3 separate regions of the Mus musculus genome follow, and regions 2 and 3 are each linked to region 1. The links are chromatin loops, found by intact Hi-C in ENCODE. Cell type or tissue: left cerebral cortex. All regions are shown on one strand.

Evidence for each region. Peaks named below come from ENCODE experiments on the same cell type or tissue, not always from the same donor. Only the 100,000 strongest peaks of a DNase experiment are listed, where the experiment ranks them.
Region 2: a loop joins it to region 1, with 2.3 times the contacts of the local background. A loop is called at or near these places in 6 of 42 quality-filtered maps.
Region 3: a loop joins it to region 1, with 2.2 times the contacts of the local background. A loop is called at or near these places in 6 of 42 quality-filtered maps.

What each region holds. Positions count from the first base shown.
Region 1 is chr11:76,995,061-77,000,060 of GRCm38, reverse strand. Slc6a4 (solute carrier family 6 (neurotransmitter transporter, serotonin), member 4) reads right to left here and starts at 1,464. Exons shown (of 14, transcript NM_010484.2): 1 at 1,386-1,464. RefSeq lists cis regulatory regions at 1,558-1,565, 1,759-1,992, 1,542-1,992, 2,470-3,409, 3,487-3,508 and promoters at 1,414-1,758, 1,414-1,992, 1,414-3,619. In left cerebral cortex, a CTCF peak has its summit at 2,591; DNase peaks (open chromatin) are centred at 897, 1,978, 2,564 and 3,627; H3K4me3 peaks cover 1,336 bases.
Region 2 is chr11:77,315,672-77,320,671 of GRCm38, reverse strand. All of the region lies in intron 1 of Ssh2 (slingshot protein phosphatase 2), which reads right to left. Among named protein-coding and RNA genes, the nearest start is that of Gm24989, 73 kb to the right of the region's middle. In left cerebral cortex, a CTCF peak has its summit at 2,793 (motif pointing left); DNase peaks (open chromatin) are centred at 2,793, 3,527 and 4,017.
Region 3 is chr11:77,306,163-77,311,162 of GRCm38, reverse strand. The region is part of intron 1 of Ssh2 (slingshot protein phosphatase 2); the gene reads right to left. Among named protein-coding and RNA genes, the nearest start is that of Gm24989, 64 kb to the right of the region's middle. In left cerebral cortex, CTCF peaks have their summits at 2,412 (motif pointing right) and 4,494 (motif pointing right); a DNase peak (open chromatin) is centred at 2,407.

The DNA of each region.
Region 1 (5,000 bases):
GGCCAACCGAGTGTCATGAATCCCAGGTTTACTGAGGAGGAGTTTCAGCTTGCTCTTGTTCAGGCTTAGTAAGGAAAGCTCCATACCCAAATGAACAAGCTGCTTGGGGGTGGTCGGCTTTGTTTTGCTTTGGAAATGGGTCTTGTGTAAGCTAGCCTTGACTTAGCTAAGAAGCTGAAGACAACCTTGAACGCCTGAACAGTACAAGTATGCCTTAGCACACAGGGCAGAGTCAGTCTTTCTTTCTCTCTTCTTACCATGCAAAGTCTCTACAAGGCTCCAACCCAGGAGATTTCAGAGATTAACTGCCAGGCTAGGTCCCTACTTTTCATGTAGCTTAGTGGTACGATGTCTGCTCCGGGTACAAAAGACCCTGGATTCAAGCCTCACAGCTGCCCAAAACAAGTAAGATATTGCCTGCACTGCAGAAGAACCCGCCCATCAGCCTTTTCTGGAGCAGTACCTCTCGCTGGGGACCAGGGTGGGAGAAGGAAGCTATCCACAGCTCCACGAAAAAGTGAAGGGCCATAGTCAGAGCTGTTTCCCCCTCCATGTCCATCCAACAGCCTCCAACGCTGTCTTGGCTCTCTATTACTTTTAAACAAACCCCAGTGTTGTTGTTTTCTCAGACATGTTTCCCATGTAACTGAAAACACATTAAATATTTGATTTCTCCCCTTACTACGATGAGAGCTAGCAGGTCCATAAATAATCCATTGACCTGGTTCATTTTTTCTGGACAAAAAAAAATGATCATAAAAATACATACACACCCTTCAAATTCTTGAGCACTCTTAACTAAAAAGAATAATTCAATATGCAACACACACACAAACGCGAAAAAAAAAAAATCTCGGGCCACCAACCAGCCTTTTAGAAACACCCCCGCCTCCAGCAACTGTTGGTTACACACTTTAGTATAGCACAGCCCACTGGTACTTCCATAAATTCTGAATGGCCTGTGAGCTGTCTGAGTCGGCTCGCGCTCCGCAGTGAGACCATTCGAGCGCACAGAGAGAGGCTTGACCCTCTTAAGTGTCTCTCAAAGGTTTCTCTGGTTATTTGGGCATTTGTGTCTGCCAGCGTCTTTGCATAAAGCCACCTACCAGCCCTTGTCTCAAAAGTAAAGCCCAAGCACGGAATCACGGCTGGAAACTACAGCAACTTTTGCCAAAAAGCGAGGCTGCGCTGGGCCAGCTCTGGGTCTCCAGGGTTTCCATCGGGTCCCTCGAAAGGACCCTGCGCGGTGCAGACAAAGGCACCCGAAATCCAGGCAGTCAAGCGCGGGGACCGAGGGCTTCTAGAAAGAAGCGTGGGTTAGAGACAAAAAAGAAAAGAAAAAAAAGAGAGAAAAAAAGAATAAGAAGAAAGGGAAAGCGACCCACCTGCGGGAGGCGCGGCGGCGGGTCCCGGGCTGCGGAGGCGGCTCGACCCTCGCGCCCTCGAGGCACCGGCGCGGCCGCTGGAGTGGCGCCGCCCGCCGCGCTATTTGTACTTGCGGCCCCTCACATGGTCTGATCTCTAGATAGCCGCCGCCAAAGAGCTCCGCAAGAATTTTTGCGTCACTTTGAGACCGAAGAACTTTGTTTCTCTGCTACCGCAGCTGGAGGGGGGGGGGGGAGGGGCGGGGTCCACGCTCCCTGTCCGGTGGGAGGGCGGCAGAGCCCCCCACTCATTCCTGCACATACAGCAGCCAGGGCGCAGGGCCGGGCAGGGCAGGGCAGGGCGAAGGATCTGACTCTTCTGCTTTTGGACTAGTGTGGCTGGAGGATGCTGTACAAAACGAGGTTCACTTCTGCCCTTACCAAATCTGCCCTAAATTACGTTAAGGTCCTGCTCCGTGTCACTCCCTAAGAGCATTCTTTCTTGACCACAGCCGATTGCGGACCGTCTTTCCAAGGACTCCTGACTTTGTCTGGGTTCTCTAGGTGGAATGCGAGCTTAGTCGGGAACCTCCCCATCCCGATAGCAGCCTACAATAAGCACCCCCGGGAGGATCTGAGAGTGCTACTTAGCCACAGGAGGAAAATTTTGCAGAGAACATCGGTGTTGGTCCGCGGACCCGCCTGTGCCTGTGGGGTTGGGCACTGGACAAACTACCAGCCTTTCAAGCCGCTCAGTATTTCGACAGGAGCACTGTTTTCAAGTCTATATAGATTGTTTTGTTCACACACACACACACACACGCACACGCACACGCACACACACACACAGCTTAAAAATGAATTTAATGTTATCACATTCTTTTTTTCACCAAAATTACGGGAGCTTTTTTTTTTTTTTTTTTAAAGAGCAGATATGTTACTTATTTTGGACTGTGTCTGAGGCAGAGAAGTCAGGACCCGGGCCGGCCAGCCTGTCTCTTCTCATCCGGCCAAGCGAGTGAGGGAGAGCTAGAAAAGAGGTAGTAATGGCGAGTTCGGTGTCTGCGAGAAAGCCCCGGCGCCCCTTTGTTCCAGAGGGGCTCGAGCCCAGACATCAGAAGCCGCAGCTGGGCTGCGCTGGCACCAGGAAGGGCTGGTTGGTTCACTGTCCGCAGGTGTGGGCGGTTCCCGGCCGCAGGGATCACCAGTACGAGGCTTTGGTGCCACCTAGGCTCCAGGGCCGGGAATGCAAGGAGCGGCCCTAGCGATGTGGGGGAGCGGACTGGCTGGGGGAGCTGACCTTAGGCAGGCCTGGCCATTCCATGACCCGGAGAACCCCAGGGTCCCAGGGTCCTCACTGGGCCCCTCCCTTTCAATGAACACACGTGTCTGCTGTCTCCCTTCCGTGCCTGTAACTCCTGTGCAGACACAAGGCTGCCCAAGAACAAGTTTGTTCTGAGGAGGGGTCCAGGCAGACAGAGGAGCAGGGCGGACTTGAGCATCAGCTAAGACTCCCGTCTCCAATCTGACCGTCCCCATGCGGATTCAGTCTTACCGGCTCACTGCCGACCTTCCCAGGGCCTTGCTCCTCCTGCCCGGTTGCCTCCCCTTACTTAGTAGTACTGCCACATTGTGAGCGCTGAGTATTGGTGACATTTCTCTGAACAGGATGAGATAGATAGAGGCTCAAACCCTCTGCTTGTGGGTTGGACGAGACTCTTAACCACAGTGTCCTAGGCCTTGTCTTGGAGAATGATAGCACTGGTCCGGTCAGACTGGTGTGTGTGGGTGTGGAGAGGCTCTCGGCAGATGCTTCACTTCAGCTGAGACTAGCCTCAGGTGGTCTCATCTCTTATTCCCTGCTGAGGACTGTTAACAGCTGCCCAAACCATGCCCACACCTCATTCCCCACAGCCCCCTGGCCAGAGTGCATACTTAGCCTCCCTCCAACTATTTTTTTTTCCTCTTGCCCTGGAGGCAATTCTGGAGGAGCAACTTAGCCCAGTCTGTCCCACAGTCCCTTCAGCAGACCTGGTCCCTCTGCCTGCAGAGCTGTTTGGCAATGCCGCCCTGCCTTCCCACACATCCTGCCTTCCTTCCCGTTTCTGACACTTGGTAGGGACACAGGGAGGAAATGCAAGACAGACACCCACAAAGGCGTTGCACTGGGCTAGGGAACGCTGCTACAGAGCCGGCAGAAGGGCTGAGGAGACTTGGATGGAGGGGAGGTTTGCCAGGCATTCTTCACTCGCTAGCTCCATCCCAGAGACACGGAAGCCCAGCTGCCACACGCGGCCAGCCTCCACGGCAACAGACACACATTAAATGCACACACACATGCCGCCACCACCATCACCACGAAGACTAGCTGGATTCCCAAAACCCAACGACGGCCAGGACAAAGCCTTGTGAATGCCAGCAGCTCCCTCCGGAAGCTCTCGGTGCCATCTGTCTGTCTGCCTGTGTTCTGTTTACACCGTGACAGAAGAGGAAGCTCTCCCTTCCTTGTGGGCTTCTTCTTAGGCCCAGGAAATGGCTACCACACCCCTCCCTCTCAGGGAATCTCTTGTTTCGGATGTCCACCACAGTAGGCCTGGAATCTCCCCAGCAACCACCTGAGGCTGACCTAGCTAATCAAGATAGAGCGGAAAGAAGGGGTGCCAGAGAAGGCTCAGTTGATGTTAGTGGGCTGACCACGTTAGGGTGTAGGAGAGAGATGAAGGAGGACTGGGCACAGCTCTGGAAATGACAGGAAACGTGTAGGTGGACTTTGTCTTGGTCACTTTTTTCTGGTTTCTTCTCAGCCACTTCTCGTGAGCCCTACCTTTGAGAAGCAGCCCCATCCAAGTACCACACCTCCCTGGACCCCACCCCCACCCCCGGCCTCCTTTGCCGGTGCCTCAGCAGTCTGCCCTCTCACTGGCGTGCCCATCATCTTAACTCCTCTCAGAGCTTACCCAAGGGAGTGGTCCTTCCCCTGCAGCCCATGAGGCTGCACCACGCCCTCACAGGAGGGCCAACGGTGATAATGCTAGACCTCTACAGAGCATCTGCCTGGCACCTGAACAATGTGCTTCTACCACCGGGCCTCATGAGCAACTTGGAAATGTTGAAATAAAATACTTGTCGCTTTAGTGATGTGAGCGGCACTTGCTGTGCATGCTTAATGACTGCTTGGGCTTTTCTAAAAGGAGGGAGGGTGTGAGCCGTTGATGTGGAAACTAGCAAGGGCGTTTATAGATAGGAGTCAGGGGGATGCGACCTTCAGGTTTTCAAGGAACATCTGCTTGTGTAGTCCAGGCTGGTCTTGACTTTGAAAACTTACTGCCAGACTGAGGTAGCCTTCCTAGTGCTGGAATTATACAAGCATCAGGCTTTGAACCAGTTTGCTTGTTTGTTTGGTGTGGTTTTTTTTTTTTTTTTTTTTTTTTTTGGTTTGCTTTTTGTATGTGTTGGTGGGGGGGAACGGAGACATTGTGTGTGGGGGTGAATTGGAGGCCAGAGGTTGATCTTGGTGTCTTTCTCAGTTGCTCTAAAGAGGTTTTTGAGACAGAATCTCTCGACTATTTGGCTAACTGGTACTTCTTCCTAGCACTGGAATTAGAAGCATATGTGTCTTCACGAGGCTTCTCTCTC
Region 2 (5,000 bases), 320 kb before region 1:
AGTGATCAAGGGGGAAAGGCCCCTTGTGGGTGGGACCATCTCTGGGCTGGTAGTCTTGGGTTCTATAAGAGAGCAGGCTGAGCAAGCCAGGGGAGGCAAGCCAGTAAAGAACATCCCTCCATGGCCTCTGCATCGGCTCCTGCTTTCTGACCTGCTTGAGTTCCAGTCCTGACTTCCTTGGTGATGAACAGCAGTATGGAAGTGTAAGCTGAATAAACCCTTTCCTCCCCAACTTGCTTCTTGGTCATGATGTTTGTGCAGGAATAGAAACCCTGACTAAGACAGGTGAGCTAGTTGAGAGTGTACCCAGCCAAGGCCTAAGGCTTTGAAATATTAAAAGGTCTCTGTGTGGTTATTTGGGAAAAAACTGGTTAGGGAATAATTTCCACTGTAGTAATTTCCACCACTAATCAATATATACAGAATATAATAATCATTTAATCTTCACACCAGTCTTCAAAGCTTGTTTCTTGTGTGTGTGTGTGTGTGTGTGTGTGTGTGTGTGTGTTTCAAGACAGGGTTTCTCTGTGTAGCCCTGGCTGTCCTGGAACTCACTCTGTAGACCAGGCTGGCCTCGAACTCAGAAATCCGCCTGCCTCTGCCTCCCAAGTGCTGGGATTAAAGGTGTTACCACCACCACTGCCCAGCTCAAAGTTGGTTTCAAATGCCAGACATTAATGCTATTTCTTCTATCACCTGGAAATATCTGTTTCCCTCCAATTCTATCTTTACTCTAGCACCATCCAGTTCTGTTTCTAGGTTATGAGTGGGTTCTTCATTTATCTTTCACCATTAAACTGTAAGGTTTTTTTTTGTTTGTTTGATTTGTTTTGTTTTGTTTTAGTTCAAGAACCATGCCTAATCCCACCTGTCATCACAGTGCCCTAGGTACAAGATGGGACTAGAGGAAGAGGCAAAATCAAGTGGCTGTAGTGATTAACTAGTGAGATTTCTTATAGGCAAACACTTAAAACCAACTGGTTATACATTTCCAGCAAGTATGGACTATGTATTTGCAACCTGTTAGCTTTAACAAGTTTGAAGAACTTTGTTGTGTTGCTTGTTTTTTCAGGAGGTGATTTGGGCCCTAAGGCTTTCCTTTTGGCTAAGCAAACAATTTACTTGTTTTTATTTCTGTATGCATACATTCAATATCAACTCACCAATGTCTTATTTTCTAGCCAGTAAATAAGACTGATCCTTATCCTTGGATATTTCACATTGTAACTCAAGGAGAAAGTTCTATTAAAAATGTTAATTGCCTCACTTGGACCAAAGCAAAGTTGGACAGTATAGCATAGAAGCATCAGAGGAAGAAATAACTCTAGGATTGGAAAGTGTTTTAGCTAAGTTAACTTTTACGTTGGGCTTGAACTAGAAAGTTTTGTCAAGTAGTAAAAGCAGACTTATTTCAGGCAGAGGCACAAAGAACCGAAAATGTTACAGGCTATCTGATCACACTGTGTATCTCAAGATTGTGTTATTTACTGAAGGAAAAAAAAAAAAAAAAGACCTGTTTCTAGTCATGATATGGCTCAGCATTAGCACACAACTTTAATTTGTCTGGCAGGAATACAGACTTACCCTGAATCCCAAACAATGAAGATAAATTTAGTTTGTAGAAAGAAGCACCCATGTTTGAAAGTGATATCTAATTGGTGGCAAACAAAGTGATGAATCAGAGAAATATTTGACAGAATAGGATCTGCCCAACTCTCAAAGGAGAGAGGAAAGGGAAGCTACTTAAGTGTGCAGTGCAGAGAGAGAGGAAGTAGAAAGGAGGCAGTTTTACCAGGACAGTTATAAAGAGAGGTTTCAGAGAGGGAACATGGTAGACACAGGTGAAGACAGAACAAACCAGAGAATAAGGAGCCAAAAGATCAGAATATACTGCCAAAGTTTGTATTATACAAAACAGAGCAATTTAGGAGAAGCTGAGAGAAGCCAGATTGAATCAATTAATGTAAAGCCAAGTTTTGAGCCAGGAACAGCTGAGTTGACTAGCCAGCCAGAGTTCAGAAAGACCTAGAAAGGGTGAGCTTATTTAGCAGTGACAACATTCTAGGCTTAGATAAGATTCTATAGAGGCTAGAGGCTTCTAGGACTAGGCCTAGGTTAGCAGAAAAAGGCAGTAAAAATAAGAGATGACAATTACTATAGGAGAATAAAAGTTACTTTTACAAGAATAAGTGGAAACAAGTTTCACATTTGAGGAGCATTGAGTAGTTGTGCATTGCTGGAACAAAGGTAGAATTGGGGGTTAAAGCTATCAAGTAGTCTTACTGTTATGGTTCCACAATGCTAGGTATCCTACCATGACAGCTCTATAGCCAGGAAACTGGATTATCCATTAACTAGATATGGTAGATATAATTTATCAGTTTTCTCTGCCCTTGGCAATAAACTAATAATGGGGGGGGGCTAGGGGGTGTCAGGAAAAAAATCAATAGTGGCCTTTTAAGAGGAAGTGTGCACTTTGGAACTAAAGATAGTGCTGTGCTTCTGGTCTGTGGAAGCAGGAGGATGTAAAGGCACTGTGACAACTCTACTGGTTGTCACCATGGCTGGATTTAAAGGTGTCTAGAACTGGTGAAAGGCATCTGAGTGAATGTGGAGATGTGTACAGAGAGGACTAACATGTGAGAGCAAGTAGGGAGTGGGGAGATCCACTCTTAAGTGTGGACGGTCCCTCCCAAATGGCATCCCAGTTGAAAAAGGAAGAAGCCAGAGGAAAGCAGCAAATGCTTGCCCCGGCTCATTTCTATTTGAATGATTCATCTATATTTGCTGCCATCTACTGACAACAAACTCCATTGTCTTCAGTCATTCCTTATAGACCAGTGGCTCTCCAGGGAGCTCTCAGGCTTTCTGCACTAGATTGGAACTGCTAACACGTCCCATCTACTGTTTTGAGAACTTGGTCCTGTGTGCTGTGTTGCACCAGAGAATATACGTCTATGAACATGCTTTGTGTGTGTGTGTGAATTCGGTTGGTTCTGTATCTCTAGAAAACTCTGCTTAATACAGGTACCATTCCTAGTGTTTGGATTACTTGTTAAGAGAAAGCTTAGCCTATTTCCTAGGAGCAAAGAAAATGGAGGTGAAACCAGTTGCATAGATTATTAATTGGTTTGTAACAAATGAATCCCAGGAGCACTTAGCTGGGTGTTCACTCAATACTTATTATTCACTCAGTGCTGTTGTACAGCGAATACATGAAGATCCAAGCAGCTTCAGTCTCACAACTGTTGTTTTGACCTGGATGGCTGTAAAACTGAAGGTACATTGCAGTGCCTAATGTGAGCTCTAATATGGCTTGGGCCCCCTCAAAGGAGAGTAGTTTCAGGGTTGGCTTCTTGCATAGCAGCCCAGGGCTCTAAAAGGATGCTAGGCTTGGAGCTGGCAATAGTGTAATGCCACTATGTTACACTCTCTTGATGCATTAAAGGACAACCCAGATTCCAGGAGAGGAACTAGATTCCTCTTCTGGGGAAGCAGCAGCAAAGAATCTGCAGTCATCTTCAAGCACCTCTTCCAATTCTGGTGACTAGCTAGCTGAACATGTGGGCACAAGGAACAGGACAGAACACCAAGAAAGAATGTTGATACTGGCTGGAATCAGGAGCCAGACCAAAAATTCAACCTATTCATACTTTATAAAAATATAACATCTAGTAAAGTAAAAATAAGTTAAAGTATGCAACAATTGCAAATGAAGTCAAAGTCATATCTTACTCCTATTATGACAGGATTAAAAGAAAACCTAAATAAAGCTTTCTTGCCTATCAGTTGAAGCAACAGGAAATTTTTGTGAGTTACCCGCTATTTATGAAGCATTTTGTTTTTTAGATTATTTGTGAGATCCAAGTGCAGGTCCTCATGAAGGCTAGAAGAATGTGTTAATGCTCTGCAGTTAACAGATGGTTGTGAGCTGCCAGATGTGGGAGTTGAGAATCAAACTCAGGTCTTCTGCAAAAGCAGTACTTACTCCTAACTGCTGAAATCTGTTTAGCCTAAATATTTTCCTTAAATTACTACAAAATATAAACTAGTACAACGCCTATGATCCTGGGAGACAGAGACAAGAGGATCCTAATTTTTAGACTAGCCTGTGATACAATAGAGTTCCAGCCCAGCCTAAGCTACATGGAGAGAACCTGTCTAAAAGGGGGTAAGTGGAGGGAGGCTGGGGACATACCAGTGATAGAATGCTTGTCTAATATGCCCAACACTGGAACTGTAAAACCAAAACAACTAAATCAGCTGCTTCCTCAAAGACTAAAGCTTGATTCAAATTTCATTAAAACAATTGCAATTCTGAAAAATAAAATGTCCTCAGTCAACAGCTTTTGAAGAGGCATAGTCCAGCTCAGAGGAAACTGAGTTGCTGTGGGGAGCTTTCGCTGGGTGTCTTCTATCTATAATCCTTATTCTGCATATATGTATACATATACATATATATAGTATTACCTATTTATAGTGCTTACTGTGCACTTGTAATATTATCTTTTCTACTGATAATCAGTTCCTCGGGTTTTTTAATTAAAAACTGTATTATTATGGAGGGCAACATGTGTGTCTATTGAGTATTGCTAAAATTCCTTCACTGGAGGAGACTGTTTATGTCTATATAGAGACAATATAAAAATATTATGCCTATATAAATATAGAGAACATAAAATACATATAGACAAGTTACCCCATCCTCCTGCAATCCCAAGCTGAGGCATTGCTCTACCAAAGTTCATCGGGGAACCAATGGTTTATTAAGCTTGCTTACAGCAATGGATGAGGGGCTGCCACACCCTCACCCATGACTCACCCACGGTTGTGTTGACAGAGACCCCTGGTCCTTTCCACCTGACAGTCCCTGAGACCTTGAGACTATTTAGGGCAGAATTGGATACAACTGGTTGGGAAAGGTGTCTGAATACTCAGGTGAGAGTCCCATGACCTTCCATGTTCCTCCTATGAGAGAATGTCAGAGGTCAACAAACACA
Region 3 (5,000 bases), 310 kb before region 1:
CAGCCTGCTAGCTCTCCTGCACCCATGCCACCATGGCCAACTCTCCAGCACTGCCCTGGTAAGGAGCAGGTCAGCTTTCCCAGGCCCATGGTATCAGGCCCAGCTCTACCATGCTGTTCAGGCTTGGGGACAGGCTAACTCTCTCACCTGCCAAAGGTGGCTAGGGACTGGGCCATCTCTTCCATACCCACGTCACAAGGGCCAGTTCCAGTGTGCTTCCTAGGAATGTGTGGGCTCACTCTCCCAAGTGCTGCAGCTGATGAGGGGATTCAAATTTTTAATTAAATATTTTATTAAAAATGAAAGTTTCCTAGAAGGACCCTCCAGAATGCACCAGAGACCTGGAAGGTAAGAGACTCTCAGAACTCAAAGTGAGGGACCTTAGATGAAATGACCAACAGAGTGAACTTATAGAGCCCACCTCCAGTAGGAAGACAGGAGATCAAGTGAGAGATGAGGTTGCCACCCCACAGTCACAACTCTGACTCATAATTGTTCCTGTCTGAAAGAATTACAGGGATGGAAATGGAGAGGAGCCTGAGGAAAAGAAGGTCCAGCGACAGGCCCAAAGTGAGATCCAGCTCAAGGGGAGGTCCCAAGGCCTGACACTATTACTGAGGCTATGGAGAGTTCACAAAAAGGGACCTAGCATGACCACACTCTGAAAGACCCAACAAGCAGCTGAAAGAGTCAGATGCAGATGTTTGCACCCAACCAATAGACAGAAGCAGCTGACCCCTGTTGTTGAATTAGAGATGGCTGAAAGAAGCTGAGGAGAAGGGTGATTCTGTAGGAGGACCAGCAGTCTCAGTTAATCTGGACCCCTAAGATTTCTCAAACACTGGACCACCAAACAGACAGCATACACCAGCTGATATGAGGCCCCCAACACACATACAGTAGAGGACTTCCAGGTCTATGCTCATTCAGATGCACCTAACCCTCAAGAGACTGGAGGCCCCAGGGAGTTTAGAGGTCAGATGAGGTGGAGGGTGGGTGCATCCATGTGGAGACTGGGTATGGTGGGGAGGAGGTGTGGGGTGTGGATCAGTTGGAAGGTGGAAGGGGAGGGGCGGGGAATGGAATATGAAGTGTAAAAATGAATTACAAATAAAATTTTAAAAAAAAGAAAAAAAATTTTTCTTGGGGCTTGAGATATGGCTCAGTAGTTAAGAGCACTGAATGCTCTTCCAGAGGACATGGGTTCAATTTCCAGCACCCACATGACAGCTAATAACTGTAATTTCAGGATCAACACCCTCAATAGACATACATAAAGACAAAACAGTACATATAAAATAAAAATAAATTTTAAGAGTTAAAATGTCTTTCTCTCTGTTTCTTTCTTAGTTTTCTTTCTCTTTCCTTTTCCCTTTCCTTTCCTTTCCTTTCCCTCTCCCTCTCCCCCTCCCCTCCCCTCCCCTCTTCTCTTCTTTCTTTTCCTGAGAGAGGGTTTCTTTGTGTAGCCCTGGCTGTCCAGGAACTCCCTCTGTAGATCAGGCTAATTTCAAACTCACAGGGACTTACCTGCCTCTGTATCCCAAGTGCTAAGATTAAAGGCATGCACCTTCACTACCAAGCCAAATATTAAAAATTATTATTATTATTATTATTATTATTGCTATTAGTGTGCGAGTGCGCACATGTGTGAGTGAGTGTGTGTGTGTGTGTGTGCGCGTGTGTATGCCTATGCTATGGCATGTGTGTGAAGGTCAGAAAACATTTTATAGAGTTGGGTTATCTCCATCCACTTTCCCTGGATTCTGGGGGACTCAAACTCATGTCACTACATTGGTGTGGCAAACATCTGCTGAGCCACATCACAAGCTCTGATTCAAAAATGTTTTTTATTTTGAGACAAGATGTCACAATGTGCCTTGGTCGACCTGGAAAACTCTATGTAGACCAGACTAGCCTTGAAATTTTATCTATATGCCTACCTCTTCTTGACTGCTGGGTTTAAAGGTGTGCACCACCACACCAGGCTGATCCCAAACTTCTCACACAGTGTAAATGTGTGGCAAAAGAAGGACAAGCCAGCAATTCAGAAAGCTATCACTGTGGGAATGCTGTTCACAAGACAAGTGGGCTTTGACTCCAGTTGTAAAGATCTTGAGGAGACCGACTGACATTAAGAAAAAGGAAGACTAGCAGAAATACAGTTAGGGACTGTGATGAGCTAAGTAGTGAATTGAAACCCGAGCTTGCTTTGAGGTAGGCTCCAAATGATAAATTGCAGAGGCCTGAGCTCTGAACGTGGGGACCCTGGGGAGGTATTTGTCAGCATTTTGAAAACCTGAGTAAAATTATAAATATATTGACTGAATAGCAATGAGTCTTTAAAGGAAAACATGTTTTTTCCCCTAAAGCCAGAGGACACTGGTCAATGTTATCACAGATCTCCAGTAGAGGGCAGACAAGTCAAAGCATACACTGCTGTGTTACCAGAAATTGCTAAGAGAAAGTATACATTGTCTTTACTTAAAGGCCATTATCAGAGCCTTAAATTTTAGGACAAGGATCAGCAGATCACAGAAATCTGGAGTATAAAATGCTTCTCAACAAATGTGCAAAACAAATATGCACACACAGGACAGCCATACCAAAGATGCTAGCAACACTCATTACTGTCCCCCCTACCCATCACAGGCAGGTCCTAATGATTGATGCCACCCAAATAAATGACTAACTACATATATATCTGGGCCAGGATTCCAACCTTTGTTCTCCATTTCTTTTTTGTTAACTAGGGAAGTGTTTGTTTCTACGGCCTTTAAAGTCAGAGGTGAGGTCAGGTTACCAGAGAGAAATTCTGATACACACATGGCCTCAGCAGGCTGAAGAGCTGTCATGTCTTAAGTCTTACTAACTTAATATTCATCCATAAATATTTAAGACCTACATAAAATGATTAGAAATTTCAACAAACCCTTTAAAAGCTAACTTTGCAATCATAAACTCATTTTCTTTGGCTTTTAAATGAGTCTTTAAAGATATAAGAGCAATCCTATTTAGCAGATTGACTTTCTGTCATTTGCTGAAAGTTTTCCTTCATGCTTTTGTGTTTTTTCTTCTTTTCTTTCCTTCCTTTTCTCCTTTTCTTCTTTCCCTTTTCTTTTAGAGACAAAGTCTTGCTATGTTGTGCAGGCTTCAAATGCCATTTCCTTGCCTTTAAAACATTAATGTCTCCCTCCCACCCCCCTGCATATCAAGAAAAAGCTTTTAAAAATTGAGAAGTATTATCTCTTTTTAATACAATACTTTTTTCTTCTGTTTTCATAAGGTAATTAGAATTCAGATAAATGAAATGAACATAGAAAGTTTACAATGACATAATCAGATTATTCTAATGATTTTATTTTTGCAAGATAGTCTTTAGTCTAGAGTGCCTGCCAAACTGAACATAACTAAAGGGAACATGGTTATACCTCATGGGACATCTCCTCCCCTATGCAGATTCTAATACAGATGAGGACCACTTCCAAACATCCATCTGCTAGTCCTCATCACTGACGGCACTAGTAGCTCCAATAGATGCTCTGGTTAGAAGCATAAACTCAAAGAACCAGCAACTCCACAAAACTGTGCTTCATGGAAACAGGAAAATGTCAAAAGGGATTCCCAAGATGGTATCCTAATCAGTAAACCCTTTCCAAGCAACCACTTGTAGTGATAAGCAATAAAGAAACACTTATTACTTACTTCCGAGAAAACCCTAACTTCCCCAACACCACCTCAACAACTCATGAAAAGAATATCCAAGCCTACCAAGTGTTGGTGAGATAAAACATTACGTGATACTAGAGAGACAATGGGAAAAAGAGTCTGCGATACAAGATAACTAGCAAGTATGTCACACTGAAAAACAAATGAAACCAACACACACACACACACACACACACACACACACACACACACACACACACACACTGGTTGTTAGCCACCCAATGTGGGTGCTAGGAATTGAACTCAGGTTTTCTGGGAGAACAGTACACATTCTTGACTGCTGAGCCATTTCTATAGATCCTGGGGATTAAATTACAAAGAAGTGTATTGAAAAGCTAGTTAGGGAAAATGAAAAAGAGCACAGATTATTAGTTTGATTTTAGTTCCTTTCTGCTTTTCTTCAATAGAGTCCTTGGACTGTGCAGCAGTTTCTATATCTGCTCCACAGGAGAACTGTCTAATCAGAGTTCCCCCCAATACTTAATTTGTGTTCCTATATACTGTCTACACATATTTAAAAGAGCCCACTCAGAATTCCAAACCATTAAGTTGTTCTTAGTCTTGCATCCTAGGGAAATACCTCAATGAAAAACATTTTGCTTTTTCCTTTCATCAAGGTATTGCCTGGTTGTCAGTAAGAAAAATTTTGCAAAAATAAATTCTGATCATCTTCAATTGAACATAAGCCTTCCTTTTTTTTTTTTAAAAAAAAGATTTATTTATTTTTATATATGTAAGTACATTGTAGCTGTCTTCAGACACACCAGAAGAGGGCATCAGATCCCATTATGGATGGTTGTGAGCCACCATGTGGTTGCTGGGAATTGAACTTAGGACCTTTGGAAGAGCAGTCAGTGCTCTTAACTGCTGAGCCATCTCTCCAGCCCAAGCTTTCCTTTCTTAAGGTCATGTTCTTTCTTCTCATATATATTTTCTTGTGTTATGTGTGTTCACATCTCACCCTGAACAGTTATGCTACAAATATTGAATGAGTCACTAGAGCAAATAAATTATGACAAAATTTCTGAAATTAGGGTTTTAATATAATGAAAAAAATTCCACTGATAAAGGGAAACTTCTGGAAAATTGTCTAATAGGAAATACCACATAGTTTTTAAAGATTTAAATGCATATGAAGGGTCGAATGTAGCTTAGTGAAGTGCTTGTCTAGCATGCCTAAGTATCTAGGTATGATTTTCAGAGCCAAAGCAAAACTAGCTGTACATGGTAGTGCACATCTTTAATTCCAGCACTCAAGAGGCAGAGACCAGTAG